Linked DNA regions of Homo sapiens: region 2 is linked to region 1. Evidence: read pairs that join two places in POLR2A ChIA-PET (ENCODE). Cell type or tissue: PC-3. All regions are shown on one strand.

Evidence for each region. Peaks named below come from ENCODE experiments on the same cell type or tissue, not always from the same donor. Only the 100,000 strongest peaks of a DNase experiment are listed, where the experiment ranks them.
Region 2: POLR2A ChIA-PET joins it to region 1 with 7 read pairs; 1 of 35 experiments calls an interaction of 5 or more read pairs at or near these places.

Annotation. Positions count from the first base shown.
Region 1 is chr17:28,108,011-28,116,010 of GRCh38, reverse strand. All of the region lies in intron 1 of NLK (nemo like kinase), which reads right to left. Among named protein-coding and RNA genes, the nearest start is that of NLK, 69 kb to the right of the region's middle. RefSeq lists an enhancer at 1,896-2,397. In PC-3, no CTCF peak of the experiment used is centred here; no DNase peak of the experiment used is centred here; H3K27ac peaks cover 1,614 bases.
Region 2 is chr17:29,409,474-29,417,473 of GRCh38, reverse strand. The region is part of intron 1 of TAOK1 (TAO kinase 1); the gene reads right to left. Among named protein-coding and RNA genes, the nearest start is that of MIR4523, 23 kb to the right of the region's middle. In PC-3, no CTCF peak of the experiment used is centred here; no DNase peak of the experiment used is centred here; H3K27ac peaks cover 1,035 bases.

The DNA.
Region 1 (8,000 bases):
ACAACAATAAAAAATAGTTGAAGCAAATGAAGCAAATCTTATTAATTACTGAATCTAGGTGGTGGGTATAATGGGGTCTAATTATACAAAAGGAAAATAATGTAAGTCTGAAATTTTCAAAATAAAAATAATAAAATGAAATTTATAAAAAACTATTTATAATATTAAAAATATGTAATATCTGGGATTAAAGCTAACAGATGCTACTCAAGACTTCTATACAAGATGTTTAAAAAATATTACAGAGCAAAATTAAAGAATAAATGGAAAGATGTATCATATTCACAGATTAGAAAACTCAACATTGTAAAATTGTCAACTCCCCCCAAATTGATGGGGGGGATAGATGAAGTAGTTTTAAAGTTTTTCTATAAATTTAAGTGTGCTAAGGACAGCTAAAACACTTGAAGAAGGATAGGTCGGTTTTGAAAAATTGCTCTACTAGGTATGAAGACATAATAAAGCTACAGTAATTTACATAGTGTAATATTGGTACAAAGACAGATGAAACAGAAATATAATCAATCTAAAAAGAGACTGTCGCCTATATGAACACTTGACTTACCAAAAAGTTGGCTCTGCAGAGCAGTGGAGACAGGAAGGTTGTATCAGTTATTAAGCTATTGTCTCTCAGCTTCAAACCCATCCGCCTAAACACTGCTCTATCATGCTGGGGCTAAACTCTACAAACCACATTTTGGTTTTGCCAACTGGCTCCATGTTAGGCTCTGCCAACAGAATGTTGTAGAGAGAGACTGCAAGGGTGGTGGTGGAGGAAGAAGGGACTTGCACCTCCTATGGGCTTCCTGTCTGTTTCTTGTTTCTGTGACACCCAAGCAATACTTCTTCACTCCCAGCAGTAGTACCTTCTTATAGCAGTAGCTGAATCCAGTTTACAGTTCTGCCAAAACTTGCAGAACTAGCCTCACTGCATCTTCCATGCCAGATACCAGCACAAGTGAGCCAGTATCCTCTCCTCAGACATCATGGGGTTCTAAATTTGAATAATTCCAATCTCTTCCCTTTATTCTTCCTGCTGTGGGGTGGAAACTGCTACTTTTGTGATATCTTAGTGTTTTCTTCTTGCATTTTTAGTTATCTACTTGACAACTTTATACCTAATTAACATTTTTTCCATATTAAACTCTGTTTAAATAACTGGTGTGGTTTCTTTCTCCTGATCAAACCCTGCCAGATACAATATCTTTTCAATCTATGTTATTGGAACCATGAAATATCCACATGGAAAAACAAGATGAACCTCCAAACCTACTCCACACTATACACAAAAACAAATTCCAGGTAGGATGTAGATATAAACATGAAAAGCAAAATCACATCGCTTTTAGAAGATAACGTATAGAAGAATATGATATTAAGGCAGGGAAAGATTTCTTCAATTGAACACAAAAAGCACTAATTACACTGGAAAATATTGATATATTTGACTACCTTAAAATCAAGAACGTCTTTTCATATCTACATTAAGAGGGCAAAAATGCAAGTCACATAGGAGAAGATGCTTGCAACACTTATAAGGAACAAAGGGCTCTTATCCAGATGTATACAGAACTCCTACAAATCAATTTTTTAAAAGTCTAACAATAGCAAATGTTTTGTTGAGATGAAGTGCAATGGAAATTCTTATAGTTTAGGAGGGTAAATTGTTATAATCACTTTGGAAAACAAGTTGACATTATCTATTAAGTCAAAAATATATACACACTATGACCTGGCAATTTGACTCCTAGGTATATAACCAAAAGGAATATGCATATCTATACATTAAGACACATGCAAGCGTATTCAGAGCAGCAATATTTGTAATACCCTTAAAACTGGAAATAGCTTAAATATCCACAAACAGAATGTTCAATATATAATATACAGTATACAAATTGTAGTATATTCAAACAATGGAATACTCTCCAGCAATTAAAATGAACTACTGCTATATGCAACAACATAGATAAATCTTACAAACATAATTTTGAACAAAAGAAACCAGGCACAATAAATATACACTACAAGATACCATTTCCATAATATTAAAAAAAAAGGCAAAGTTAAACTATAATGTTTAGGGATGCACACTTAGGAGATAGAAACTGTCGGGAAAGGAAGTAGTTAGCATAAAAGTTAGGATAGTGATTATCTCAGGAGGAGAGGACAATGGTGGTAGAGTGTCAGAGGCGTTTGAATTAGAGCAACTCCATCTTGAATGGGGGTTGGGTAAAATGAGGCTGAGATCTACTGGGCTGCATTCCCAGGAAGTTAAGGCATTCTAAGTCACAGGATGAGATAGGAGGTCAGCACAAGATACAGGTCATAAAGACCGTGCTGGTAAAACAGGTTGCAGTAAAGCAGCCAGCTAAAATACACCAAAACCAAGATGGTGATGAGAGTGACCTCTGGAATTATAATGCATTAGCATGCTAAGAGACACTCCCACTAGTGCCATGACAGTTTACAAATGCCATGGCAACACCAAGAAGTTACCCTATATGGCCTAAAAAGAGGAGGCATAAATAATCCATCCTTTGTTTAGCATATAATCAAGAAATAATCATAAAAATGGGCAGCCAGCAGCCCTCAGGGCTGCTCTGCCTATGGAGTAGTCATTCTTTTATTCCTTTACTTAAGTAAACTTGCTTTCACTTTACTCTATGGACTTGCCCCAATTTTTTCTTGTGTGAGATCCAAGAACCTTCTCTTGGGGTATGGATCCAGAGGGCACAGGGGACTTCTGGGTACTGGTGATGTCCTGTATCTCACTTGAATGGTGGTCATAGAGGTGTGCACTTTGTGATACACCATTGAGTTATACATTTTATTTTGTGTATGTGTGTTACTAAATAATTAGAAAGGTTTTTTAAAAAGGCAAACTGCCCAGCTTAATTTTCTAGCACACAAAAAATTTTAGCTTAAACCTGTATAATTTTTAAAAGGATGAGTAACTTTTTAAAAGGATGAGTCTTTCCATTATTTTTCATATAGATATACATCTATACCAGCCCAAAGAACTTTGTCACTTCTCTCCCTGTGCCAAATTCATTCTGTAGAGAGGAGTATACTATAATGTCTTTTTTATGTTGTAGAATTCCAAAGGAATCTGCTTGCTTAAAAAAAAACAAACATTTCCTTCATCATTACACAAGAATACATTATTAGGAAGCATTCCACAGGAAAGCGCTGTCAGCAAATTTAGGACTACAGCCCCACCCCTAATCTAATCACAATCTCCTAACTTCTTCCGTTGTGAAGCACAATGCTGAAGCAGCTACAATATATAGATGTGCTTCAGGTTTTCAATTAGCCTGTTAAAAATAAACAAACCCAAAAATATTACAAAAACAAAACAAAACAGGAGGCAGGACTTCCAGCTGTGGCAAATTGAAGAGGTCAGCAAATCCTTTCCCCTCAAAACAACTATAAAACTAGACAAAAGTGTCAAAAACAGCCATTTTGGGACTCCAGAAAAATGGCCAAAGTCAAATGACAAATTTAAGTGTTTTTACAAAAAACTGCTGAAATTTGTGTAAGAATAGTGGGAGTCACAGCTTGGGTCAGCTTCTTACCCCACCCCTGCCACACCCTACCCAAGCACCAGTACATCTAATAGTTCCTGGGCAAGGCTGGCTACAAAACCCAGCAGCTTCGTTGTCACAGGGAGCTAACATGATTTGAAGGGGAGGGCAAAAAACCCACACCCAGTAGCAATGTGGGGTCAAAGCATTAAACTCAACTAGAAAAGAACAGAGAAAGCCTATAGCTCTGTTATTCAAAGGCTGCTGTCCTGGTTGAGAAGAAGGGCAGACTATCAGAAATCTAGAAATTTAACAAGGAGATTCTGGAAATGAGAGAGCCACAGAGGGGGCTAAACTCCCCCACACAGTCCTGGCTAACTGATGGCTGAATATATGCCCAGAGGAGACTGGAGATAGCCTGAACTCTCCATAGATCTCTTGCTGACTGAGAGGCTTCCTGCATGTGAGGAAAAACTGAGGGCTCAGCAGAAAATAAAAGCTGGGCATATTTGAAAACTACATGCTCTCCCTACACATACACACACACACACACACACACACACACACACACACACACACACACACACCACACACACACACACACACACACACACACACACACGGTATAAGCCTTATTAGCTCAAAATGCCTGAGCACAACCTTTAACCAATAGCCAACCACTCAGCTATGCAGACACAAGCAGGACTCCAAGAAAGCTAGGCTAAAAATTAAAAAAAACAAAACAAAATTGAGCAGAGACCCGAGTTGGCTACACCTCAGTGGGGAGACAGATTCTGCACATTAAGTCTGCACGTGTCATTTAAGAATAAGCAAATATACATAACAACAATAATGACAACCGTCAGAGGTGAGGAAAATCAGAACCAGAGCTGTTACACTGTATTATCTAATACGTCCAGTTTTTAGCAAAAAGATTCCACAACATGTTAAGAAACAGGAAAATGTGGCCCATACTCGGGGAAAAAAGCAGTCAATAAAAACTGTTTCTGGACAGGCATGATGGCTCATGCCTGTAATCCCAGCACTTTGGGAGGCCAAGGTGGGCAGATCTCCTGAGGTCAGCCTGGCCAACATGGTGAAACCCTGTGTCTACTAAAAAAAAAAAAAAATTAGCCAGGCATGGTGGCATGCATCTGTAATCCCAGTTACTTGGGAGGCTGAGGCAGGAGAATCACTTGAACCCGGGAGGCAGAGGTTGCAGCGAGCTGAGATTGCGCCACTGCACTCCAGCCTGGGCAATAGATCGAGACTCTGTCTCAAACGAACAAACAAACGAACAAACAGAAACTGTTTCTGAGTGGGTCCAGATGTCCTATTCAGAAAAAGACTTCCAAACTAGCTATCGTAAATATGCTCAAAGAATTAAAGGAGCGGGCGGATCACGAGGTCAGGAGATCGAGACCATCCTGGCTAAAACGGTGAAACCCCGTCTCTACTAAAAATACAAAAAATTAGCCGGGCGTAGTGGCGGGCGCCTGTAGTCCCAGCTACTTGGGAGGCTGAGGCAGGAGAATGGCGTGAACCCGGGAGGCGGAGCTTGCAGTGAGCCGAGATCCCGCCACTGCACTCCAGCCTGGGCGACAGAGCGAGACTCCGTCTCAAAAAAAAACAAAAACAAACAAACAAAAAAAAGAATTAAAGGAGACTTGTTTAACAAATTAAAGAAAAATATGGTGACAATGACTCAACAGGGAATATCAACACAGACGTAGAAACTACAAAAATAGAACAAAATCAGATTCTAGAGAAAAGTACATATTAGAAACGAAGAAAAAAGTTTGAAAAAATGAACAAAACCTCAGAGACCTATGCAGTAACACTGAGGGTACCAACATGCATGCAATGGGAATATCAGGAGGAAAGGAGCAAGAAAGAGGCAGAACAAGTATTTGAAGAAAAAGAAATAATGGTTGAAATATTTCCAAATTTGATGAAAAATAATCTACAGATCCAAAAAGTTGTAAAAAAAAAAAACCCAAAAAACCCAAGTAGGATAGACACAAAGAGATCCACGCCTAGACAATTCATAGTCAAACATCAATTCAAGTCAAAGAAAAACTCTAAAAATAGCAAGAGAAAAACAACAATATGATAAATGACTGACTTCTCATCAGAAAAAATGGAAGTCAAAGGCAGTGGAATGCCATATTTTAGTGGAGAAAGCAAAAATTCTATATCAGACTAAGAAGATCCTATCCTTCAAAAATGAAGTCCAAATGAAAATATTCCAAGATATATATATATAAGCAATAAATAATCTAAAGATGAACTTAAGAAAACAATTTCATTCACAACAGAATCATAAAGAATAAAATACTTACGGAATAAATTTTAAAAAGAAGTGTAACACATAGAATGCAAACTACAAAACATTGCTGAGATAAATTAGAGAAGATTTAAATAAGGGAACACTTCATATTTGTGGATTAGAAAACTCAATGGTGTTAAGATGACAATTCTCCTCTTAGTGACTTATAGATTCAATGTAATCCCAATCAAAATTGGAACCCTTTTACATTACTGGTAAAACTGTACAATGGCACATCTACCTTGGAAAACAGTTTGGCTGCACCTTAAAAAGTTAAACATAAACTTACCATGACCCTGCAACTCCACTTTTAGGTGTCTACACAGGGGAAATGAAAACTTATGTCCACACAAAGACATATGTAAATATTCATAGCAGCATTATTCATAATAGTCAAAAACTGGAAAGTGTCAAATCCATTACCTAGTGAATGCATAAACTATGATACATCTATACAACAGAACAAACTATTATTTATTAACATATGGATAAACCTCAAAAACATTATGCTAAGTGAAAGAAGCCAAACACAAAAGACTACATAATATATCACTTATAAGAAATTCTTGGAAAAAACAAATGTGTAGAGACAGAACATTTCAGTGATTGCCTGGGGTTGGGAGTAGGTTACTATTAATGAGCAAGTCTTTGGGGTGATGAAAATATTCTAAAATTGAGTGGTAGTGATGGTTGTATAACACCATAAATTAACTAAAAGTCACTGAATTACATACTTATGATGGGTAAATTTGATGGTATATAAATTATGCCTCAATAAAGTTGTTAGAACAAAAATCATCACCATAGAATATCAACTGTTTACAATATTGTAGGCCCTATTCTGATTTTATTCTGTACAGTTTCCTTCTATCCCCTTTGATATAGTTTTTCCATTCATCCAAATAGGTCACATATTAACCACTTATTTAAACAAACAGGAATCACCTGGAAATCTTAAAAATCTTTTTTTTTTTTTTCTTTTGTGAGACGAAGTCTCGCTGTGTTGCCCAGGCTGGAGTGCAGTGGTGCGATCTTGGCTCACTGCAAGCTCCGCCTCCCAGGTTCATGCCATTCTCCTGCCTCAGCCTCCCAAGTAGCTGGGACTACAGGCGCCCACCACCATGCCCGGCTACTTTTTTTGTATTTTTTTAGTAGAGATGGGGTTTCACCATGTTAACCAGGATTGTCTGGATCTCCTGACCTCATGATCCGCCCACCTCAGCCTCCCAAAGTGCTGGGATTACAGGCGTGAGCCACTGCGCCCGGCCTAAAATCTTAAAATGTAGATTGATTCCCTATGTCTGGGATGGGGAATAGAGATTCTCAGGTAATGCTGGAATCAAGGCTTCTAAAGATATTATATTGGTATCTTGGTTAAATATTAAATCTAGTAATTAATATAGTAAGCATGTAATTTTAATACTTCTGGCCTTCCCACCAGCCAGGGTACAACTTTCCATTTATTCAAACTAATTTCATACTTGCTATTAAAGTTTTATTATTCACATATACACAGAACATTATGTTAAAGTATTTTATGTGTGTCACTGTAAACAGGTATATATTTGTTGCTATATCATCTATTGTTAAAATACAGTAACATGCTTTACTTTTGTTAACTTAAAATTTGCAACCTAAATTCAATTATTATGCTGTTTAATTTTTCAGATTTTCTGGATATATAACAATCATTTGAATTCTGATAGTTTAATTTCCTCCTTGCATATATCTGTACCTTGTTTTTTTTAATTTTTATATAATAGCTAACATTTGATGTGAGGCCGCACTATTTTAATTATTTTTTAACAGAAGATGCCTTTACTTTTCCTTTTAGGCTAACATTAAATCTTAGTTACAAATATATATGAAAAACCCTTACATTTCCTTTATACTTTTGGATTGTCAGGAATGTATGTTAATTATTTTTTTTTAAGACAGAGTATCCCTCTGCTGCCCAGGCTGGAGCACAGTGATGTGATCTCGGCTACAACCTCTGCCTCCTGGATTCAAGTGTTTCTCCTGCCTCCTGAGTAGCTGGGACTACATGCACGCACCACCACACCTGGCTAATTTTTATATTTTTAGTAGAGATGGGGTTTCACCATGTTGGCCAGGCTGGGCTCAAACTCCTGACCTCAAGTGAA
Region 2 (8,000 bases), 1.3 Mb before region 1:
CATTTAAGAATAAACTTTTGTGGAAAGAAACAAAAAGCCATGAACGAAAAAAACGTATCTGCAAAACCTACATCTAATAAGGGCTTATCCTGAATACATAAGGAATTAAAAACTAAACAATAAGAAAACAAACAACCCAACTTAAAAATGGAGGGAAGGGGCTGGGCGCGGTGGCTCACGCCTGTAATCCCAGCACTTAGGGAGGCTGAGGCAGGTGGATCACCTGAGATCAGCAGTTTAAGACCAGGCTGGCCAACATGGCAAAACCCCTTACTAATAAAAAATACATAAATTAGCCAGGCATGGTAGCAGACGCCTGTAATCCCAGCTACTCAGGAGGCTGAGGCAGGCAGAATTGCTTGAACCCAGGAGATGGAGGTTGCAGTGAGCCGAGAAAGTGCCACTGCACTCCCGCCTGGACGACAGAGTGAGACTCCATCTCAAAACAACAACAACAAAAAAAAAAAACTGGTAAACTAAAATAAGGATAATTCATTCAATATTTACCAGACCTTTACCATATCCCTGGCACTGTCCTTGATGCTGGGTTGAGAAATAATGAAGCGGGATGGGAAAATATGATAAAAACTTGATTGTAATTGCATTTAACAAATATTGACTAAATAAACTAAAAGATATAAAAGAATAAAAGATAACCCTGCCCTGAAGATGATTACCCCTTTTAGAAAATTAATGAGTTCAAATTTTGCCTCTCTACGGTAGTATCAAACATGACACTGAATACAATTCCAAGGAGGAAAACTAAAATCTCAAGTTTTACTTAAAAATATTTTACTCAGCAAAGTTTTAAAATTAAACAAGCCTAAAAGATGGCAAATACATAGTTTCGGCTTGCAATAAGGAAAGAAGCCACTCAATGTGTTCTATTTAATTTGTTGTATTATTTAATTAATGTAATATTTAATTAAATAATGTAATATTTAATTTGTTGTATACATTTCCAATGTATAACTGCCCCTTTTCCGATGATCCAATTAATTTCTCTAAGACTTCTCTTTGAGAAGTCTTAAGACTAGCTTTTTTTCCCATTAAATCTAATGGGTACTGTGAATCTTCCAGGTGACTATTTCTCTCTATGCGTTGAAATGAAGAAGAGCAAAAAAAGTATCAGACTTCTAAATCTATCCAATAAAAATAAAAATAAATAATGTTGCAATAAAATCCCTATACATAATCTTTTTTATTTTTTGAAACGGAGTCTCACTGTGTCACTCAGACTGGAGTGCAGTGGTGCAATCTCAGCTCACTGCAACCTCTGTCTCCTGGGTTCCAGCGATTCTCCTGCTTCAGCCTCCCCAGTAGCTTGGATTACAGGTGCCCGCCACCATGCCCGGCTAATTTTTTCTATTTTTAGTAGAGATGGGGTTTCGTCATGTTGGCCAGGCTGGTCTCGAACTCCTGACCTCAGGTGATCCGCCTGCCTCAGCCTCCCCAAGTGCTAGGATTACAGGCATGAGGCACCACGCCCCAGCAAAACTGTTCTTTTTTAATGCAGAAAATTGAATAGACATCTTTCAATGCCAAGTCAAAGGGCAATATGCGAATATTTGAAGCAAGAAAAACCTCCAATCAATTTATCTGCATTACAGTTTATAACTGTACATAATGGTAGACGGGTTCTTAAACACTTGCTTTCAAAATTTAAACCAGTTTCACCATATCTTCTCTTTTTAATTACCACAGTATTTTATATTTGTACCAGTTTGGCACTTAATTATACAGAAACACCAAATACTTTACATCTTCAAAGACTTTTCTTGCTAACTGAAGCAGACCTCTTTGAGAATTAGAAGTTTATTTTATATTTTTCCATAGAAGATAAACAAATGGCTGAGTGCACGAAAAGATGCTCAACATCATTAGTCACCAGGGAAATGCAAATCAAAACTACAAAGAAGTACCATTTCACACTCAAGGATGGCTATAAAATTTTTTTAACGGGAAATAATTGTTGGAGAGGATGTGGAGAAACTGGAACCTTCATATATTTTTGGTGGTAATGTAAAATGGTTCAGCAACTATGGAAAATAGGTGGCCGTTTCCTTAAAAAGTTAAACACATAATTATCATGTGACCCAACAATTTCACTTCTAGGTATACATCCAAAAGAACTGAAAACAGTACATATTAATGTACAAATATGTTCACATTAGCACCATTCATAGTAGCCAAAAAGTATAAAACAGCTGGGCGCGGTGGCTCACCGCCTGTAATCCCAGCACTCTGGAGCCTGAGGCAGGTGGATCGCTTGAGCTCAGGAGTTCAGACCAGCCCAGGGAACATGACGAAACCCCGTCTCTACTAAAAATATCAAAATTATCTTGGTGTGGTAGCACGCACCTGTAATCCCAGCTATTTGGGAGGCTGAGGCAGGAGAATCGCTTGAACCTGGGAGGCGGAGGTTGCAGTGAGCCTAGGTCAAGATTGCGCCACTGCACTCCAACCTGGGCAACAGAGCGAAATTCCGTTCCTCCACCCCCGAGCAAAAAAAAGGTATAAAATGGCTCACATGTCCATCGACAAATCAATGGGAAAACAAACTCTGGTACATAAATATAATGGAATATTATTCAGCCATAAACAAAAATAAAGTAGGCAGGGTGCGGTGGCTCACGCCTGTAATCCTAGCACTTTGGGAGGCCAAGGCGGGCGGATCACTTGAGGTCAGAAGTTCAAAACTAGCTTGGCCGTCATGGTGAAACCCCGTCTCTATTAAAAATACAAAAATAATAGCTGGGCATGGTGGTGCGTGCTTGTAGTCCCAACTACTTAGGAGGCTGAGGCAGGAGAATCGCTTGAACCCGGGAGGCGGAGGTTGCAATGAGCCGAGATTGTGCCACCACACTCCAGCCTCGGTGACAGAGTGAGACTCCATCTCAAATAAATAAATAAATAAAGTATTGGGCTGGACACAGTGGTTCACGCCTGTAATCCCAGCACTTTGGGAGGCCAAGGCGGGTGGATCACTTGAGGTCAGGAGTTCAAGACCAGCCCGGCCAACATGGTGAAACCCCATTTCTACTAAAAATACAAAAATTAGCCAGGCACAGTGGCGTGTGCCTGTAATCCCAGCTACTCAGGAGGCTGAGGCAGGAGAATCATTTGAACCCAGGAGGTGGAGGTTGCAGTGAGCTGGGATCATGCCACTTGCACTCCAGCCTAGGCGACCGAGCAAGACTCCGTATCAAATAATAATGTGAAGTACTGATACATGCTCCACCATGGATGAAGCTCCAAAAACACTATGCTAAGTAAAAGAAGCTAGAAACAGGCTGGGCGTGGTGGCTCACGCCTGTAATCCCAGCACTTTGGGAGGCTGAGGCAGGCGGATCACGAGGTCAGGAGATTCAGACCATCCTGGCTAACACAGTGAAACCCCGTCTCTACTAAAAATACAAAAAAATTAGCTGGGCTTTGTGGCAGGCGCCTATAGTCCCAGCTACTAGGGAGGCTGAGGCAGGAGAATGGCGTGAACCCCGGAGGCAGAGTTTGCAGTGAGCCAAGATCATGCCACTGCACTCCAGCCTGGGCGATAGAGCAACTCCATCTCAAAAAAAAAAAAAAAAAAAAAGAAGCCAGAAACAAAAGGTCAAATATTGTACGATTCCTTTTTTATGAAGTATCCAGAATAGGCAAATCCAAATCCATAGACACAGAACAAAGACTGGTGATTATCAGAGACGGAAGAGAGGAAAATAGCGAGCAACTGCTATAATAAATGGGTGCAGGGTTTGCTTGAGGGTTAAGGAAAATGCTTTGGAACATACATACAGTAGCTATACAACACTGTGAATGTACTAAATGCCACTGAACTGTTTACTTTAAAATGGTTATTTTTGTTGTTGTTTTTGTTTTTTGAGACAGGGTCTCACTCTGTCACCCAGGCTGGAGTGCAGTGGCGTGATCTCCACTCACTACAACCTCCGCCTCCTGGACTCAAGTGATCCTCCCACCTCTGCTTCCCAAGCAGCTGGGACTACAGACACATGCCACCATGCCCAGCTAATTTTTGTACTTTTTGTAGAGACAGGATTTTGTCATGTTGCCCAAGCTGGTCTGAACTCCTGAGCTCAAACAATCCACCGGTCTCAGCCTCCCAAAGTGCTGGGCTTACAGGCATGAGCCACCATACCCGGCCTAAAATGATTAATTTTATGTTATGTGCATTTCACCTCAATTCTTTTAAGTTTAGCTATTTGGGATGGAAATATTTCCTAACTGTATTTAGACACTTCCATGGAGTCTTATTTCCCTTTTTATAAGGCAGACCACATTGAACCTAATTAATATTTCCTGTTGACTCAGGATCACCACTATGTATAACAATGACTATGAGTAAGCCATTCCTCTTGTGTCTTAATTCTGAGTCTCAGTTGTCTCATCCGTAAAATGACATTTTTTGCTAGACCACAGGATCTTAATGTTTTTAGCCACAGATACTTTTGAAGACCCAATTAAGATATGAATTCTTACCCTAGAAAAATGCACATGTGCATATTCATACCAAATTTGTACACAACCTCAGAAAGTTCAAAGACCTACTGTGCAATTCCCGTGCAAGACTCACACAAGCAATTCCCATGGGTTCAGCATTTCTGATTCTACTACGGTCTAATACAGTGGAATAGCATCAACATTTATATGGGTTCATGAAGCTATGCTGTGCTTTTTACTTTCGTTGTATAAATAGTTGCCCTAGTTCACTGCCAAATTCTCTATTATAACTGCTAGCTGCTATCCAACACTTAAAGAACTTAAACTTTAAAAATTCAATTAGATTCTATTCAACAATTAGTACTGTATGTCCTATGCTAGGCATTAAATGGGAGGGACACAAAATAACCATAGTCCTAGTAAAAGCTAAGACAATTAAGTACTTACAAAAAAAGGAAAATATCTCATTAAGTACTAAACTGGGACACTGATAAATGAGCCAAAAAGAACTTAGAGAAGAACAAGGACAGTATAAGCTGAAGCAGTTGGGGACAACTTCATGGAAGAGGACTTGAATGGACAGAGAAAAAGAAGAGATGAGACCAAAAGGGCACTAAAAGAGACATCATAAACATAGGCAAAGTGTGCTGGGCAGTAATCAGAAATAGGCTGTATCGGCTGGGCATGGGGGCTCACACCTGTAATCCCACCACTTTGGCAGGCCAAGGCAGGCGGATCACTTGAGGTCAGGAGTTCGAGACCAACCTGGTCAACATGGTGAAACCCCGTCTTTACTAAAAATACAAAAATTAGCCAGGCATGGTGGCGCATGCCTGTAGTCCCAGCTACTCGGGAGGCCGAGGCAGGAGAATCGCTTGAACCTGGGAGATGGAGGTTGCAGTGAGCTGAGATTGCACAACAGCACTCCAGCCTGGGTGACAGAGTGAGATCCTGTTTCAAAAAAAGAAAGAGAGAGAGAAAGAGAGAGAGAGAGGAAGGAAGGAAGGAAAGAAGGAAGGAAGGAAGGAAAAGCAAGCTGCATAGATATGGAGGGGTCAATCAAAGATAATCTTAAAAAACAATAAAAACAATTACATGCAAAAATTATTTATGGTAAAGAGTCAGAACAGATATGGAGGATTGGTTATTAAGGGAGAAGGGACACGAGGGAGCCTTCAAGAATGCTGGAAACTTTCCATAACTTAATCTTAGTAGATACATTGGTTAAAAAAAAAATTCACTTAAGCACTTTATTGTTTGTACATCACAACTGAAAAAAATACACACAAATGGTTGCCAGATTATGATATAGAAAGTACTTCTGTAGGCCAGGCACAGTGGCTCTCGCCTGTAATCCCAGCACTTTGGGTGGCAGAGGCAGGTGGATTACTTGAGGTCAGGAGTTTGAGACCAGCTTGACCAACACGGTGAAACACCATCGCTACCACAAAAAAAAAAAATTAGCCAGGCATGGCGGTGTGTGCCTGTAGTTCCAGCTACTTGGGAGGCTGAGGCAGGAGAATTGCTTGAACGTGGGAGGCAGAGGTTGCAGTAAGCTGAGATCCTACCATTGCACTCCAGCCTGGACAACAGAGTGAGATTCTGTCTCAAAAAAACAGTAAAAAGAAGGCCGGGCGCGGTGGCTCACGCCTGTAATCCCAGCACTTTGGGAGGCCGAGGCGGGCGGATCACGAAGTCAGGAGATCGAGACCATCCCGGCTAAAACGGTGAAACCCCGTCTCTACTAAAAATACAAAAAATTAGCCGGGCGTAGTGGCGGGCGCCTGTAGTCCCAGCTACTTGGGAGGCTGAGGCAGGAGAATGGCGTGAACCCGGAAGGCGGAGCTTGCAGTGAGCCGAGATCCCGCCACTGCACTCCAGCCTGGGCGACAGAGCGAGACTCCGTCTCAAAAAAAAAAAAAAAAAAAAACAGTAAAAAGAAAGTACTTCTGTAGGTTTGTAGAAGTAAAAAATCAGATATTACATAAGGAGATAAGTCTTATACCAATATGTAAGGGGAACTGAAATGGGAGAGAAAAAGACAGCCTTTTAAGTAAAGTAGAATTAAGATAATAGTACTAGCTGGCCGAGTGCAGTGGCTCACACCTGTAATCACAGCACTTGGGGAGGCCAAGGCGGGTGGATCACCTGAGGTCAGGAGTTCAAGACCAGTCTGGCCAACATGGTGAAACCCCGTCTCTACTAAAAAAAATACGTTAGCCAGGCGTGGTGGTGGGCGCCTGTAATTCTAGCTACTTGGGAAGCTGAGGCAGGAGAATCGCTTGAACCCAGGAGGCAGAGGTTGCAGCAGTGAGCCGAGATCACGCCACTGCACTCCAGCCTGGGCGACAGAGCAAGACTCCATCTCAAACAAAAAAAAAAACCAAAAAAAAAAAAAACAAAAAACCCTAGCTAACACATATGTAACACAATATGCCAGGTACTATTCTAAGATCTATACATATAGGCCAGTTGTGGTGGCTCGCGCCTGTTATCCCAGCACTTTGGGAGGCCGAGGCGGGCGGATCACCTGAGGTCAGGGGTTCAAGACCAGCCTGGCTAACATAGTGAAACCCCGTTTCTGCTAAAAATACAAAAAAATTAGCCAGGCGTGGTGGTGCATGCCTGTAATCCCAGCTACTCGGGAGTGTGAGGAAGGAGAATCGCTTGAACCTGGGAGGCAGAGGTTGTGGTGAGCCAAGATCATGCCATTGTGCTCCAGCTTAGGCAACAAGAGCGAAACTCCGTCTCAAAAAACAAAAACAAAACTAAGAGCTATACATGTAACAATGCATCTAATCCTTTTAACACTATGTGGAAAGTATTATTATTCCCATTTTACAGACAATGAACTGAGGCCCAGAGATTAAGTGCTTTGCCCGCTCACACAGCAATGAGAACATCCATGACGATAAACTTTTTCACCACTTTACACCACATACATATCCGTGAATACATAACAGAACAAAAACAAACTAAAAATAGCAACAATAATAAGACTAGAACAAAACAGGGACTAAAATGATACTTTTACAGATAGAGTGCTTCCAACAGCAATAGCCCTTTTCCCCATCCTATAAATTCAATGTCAGCATCCCCACCTGACTTTAAACCTCACTGAGCAAATATATCATCTGCACAATCATCCTTACATCCCCTACTCCTAAAATAAGGCTACACACACACATACACCCTCTCACAAGAATGTTACAGATACTTGGAAAAGAGAACAAAGAATGAAACACATTTCAAAAGAAGAAATCCCACGACTTCATAACCTATTGTGTGAATATAGGTGAGAAAAGAGATTAAACAAATCAAAAATAATCCCAAAGTTTCTAATTTAGAAGACTTAGGGTTAGTAGAAATAAAAATACACGTCCATAGGCTGGGTGCGGTGGCTCACGCCTGTAATCCCAGCACTTTGGGAGGCTGAGGCGGGGGGATCACAAGGTCAGGAAATCGAGACCATCCTGACTAACATGGTGAAACCCCATCTCTACTAAAAATACAAAAAATTAGCCAGATATGGTGCGGACGCCTGT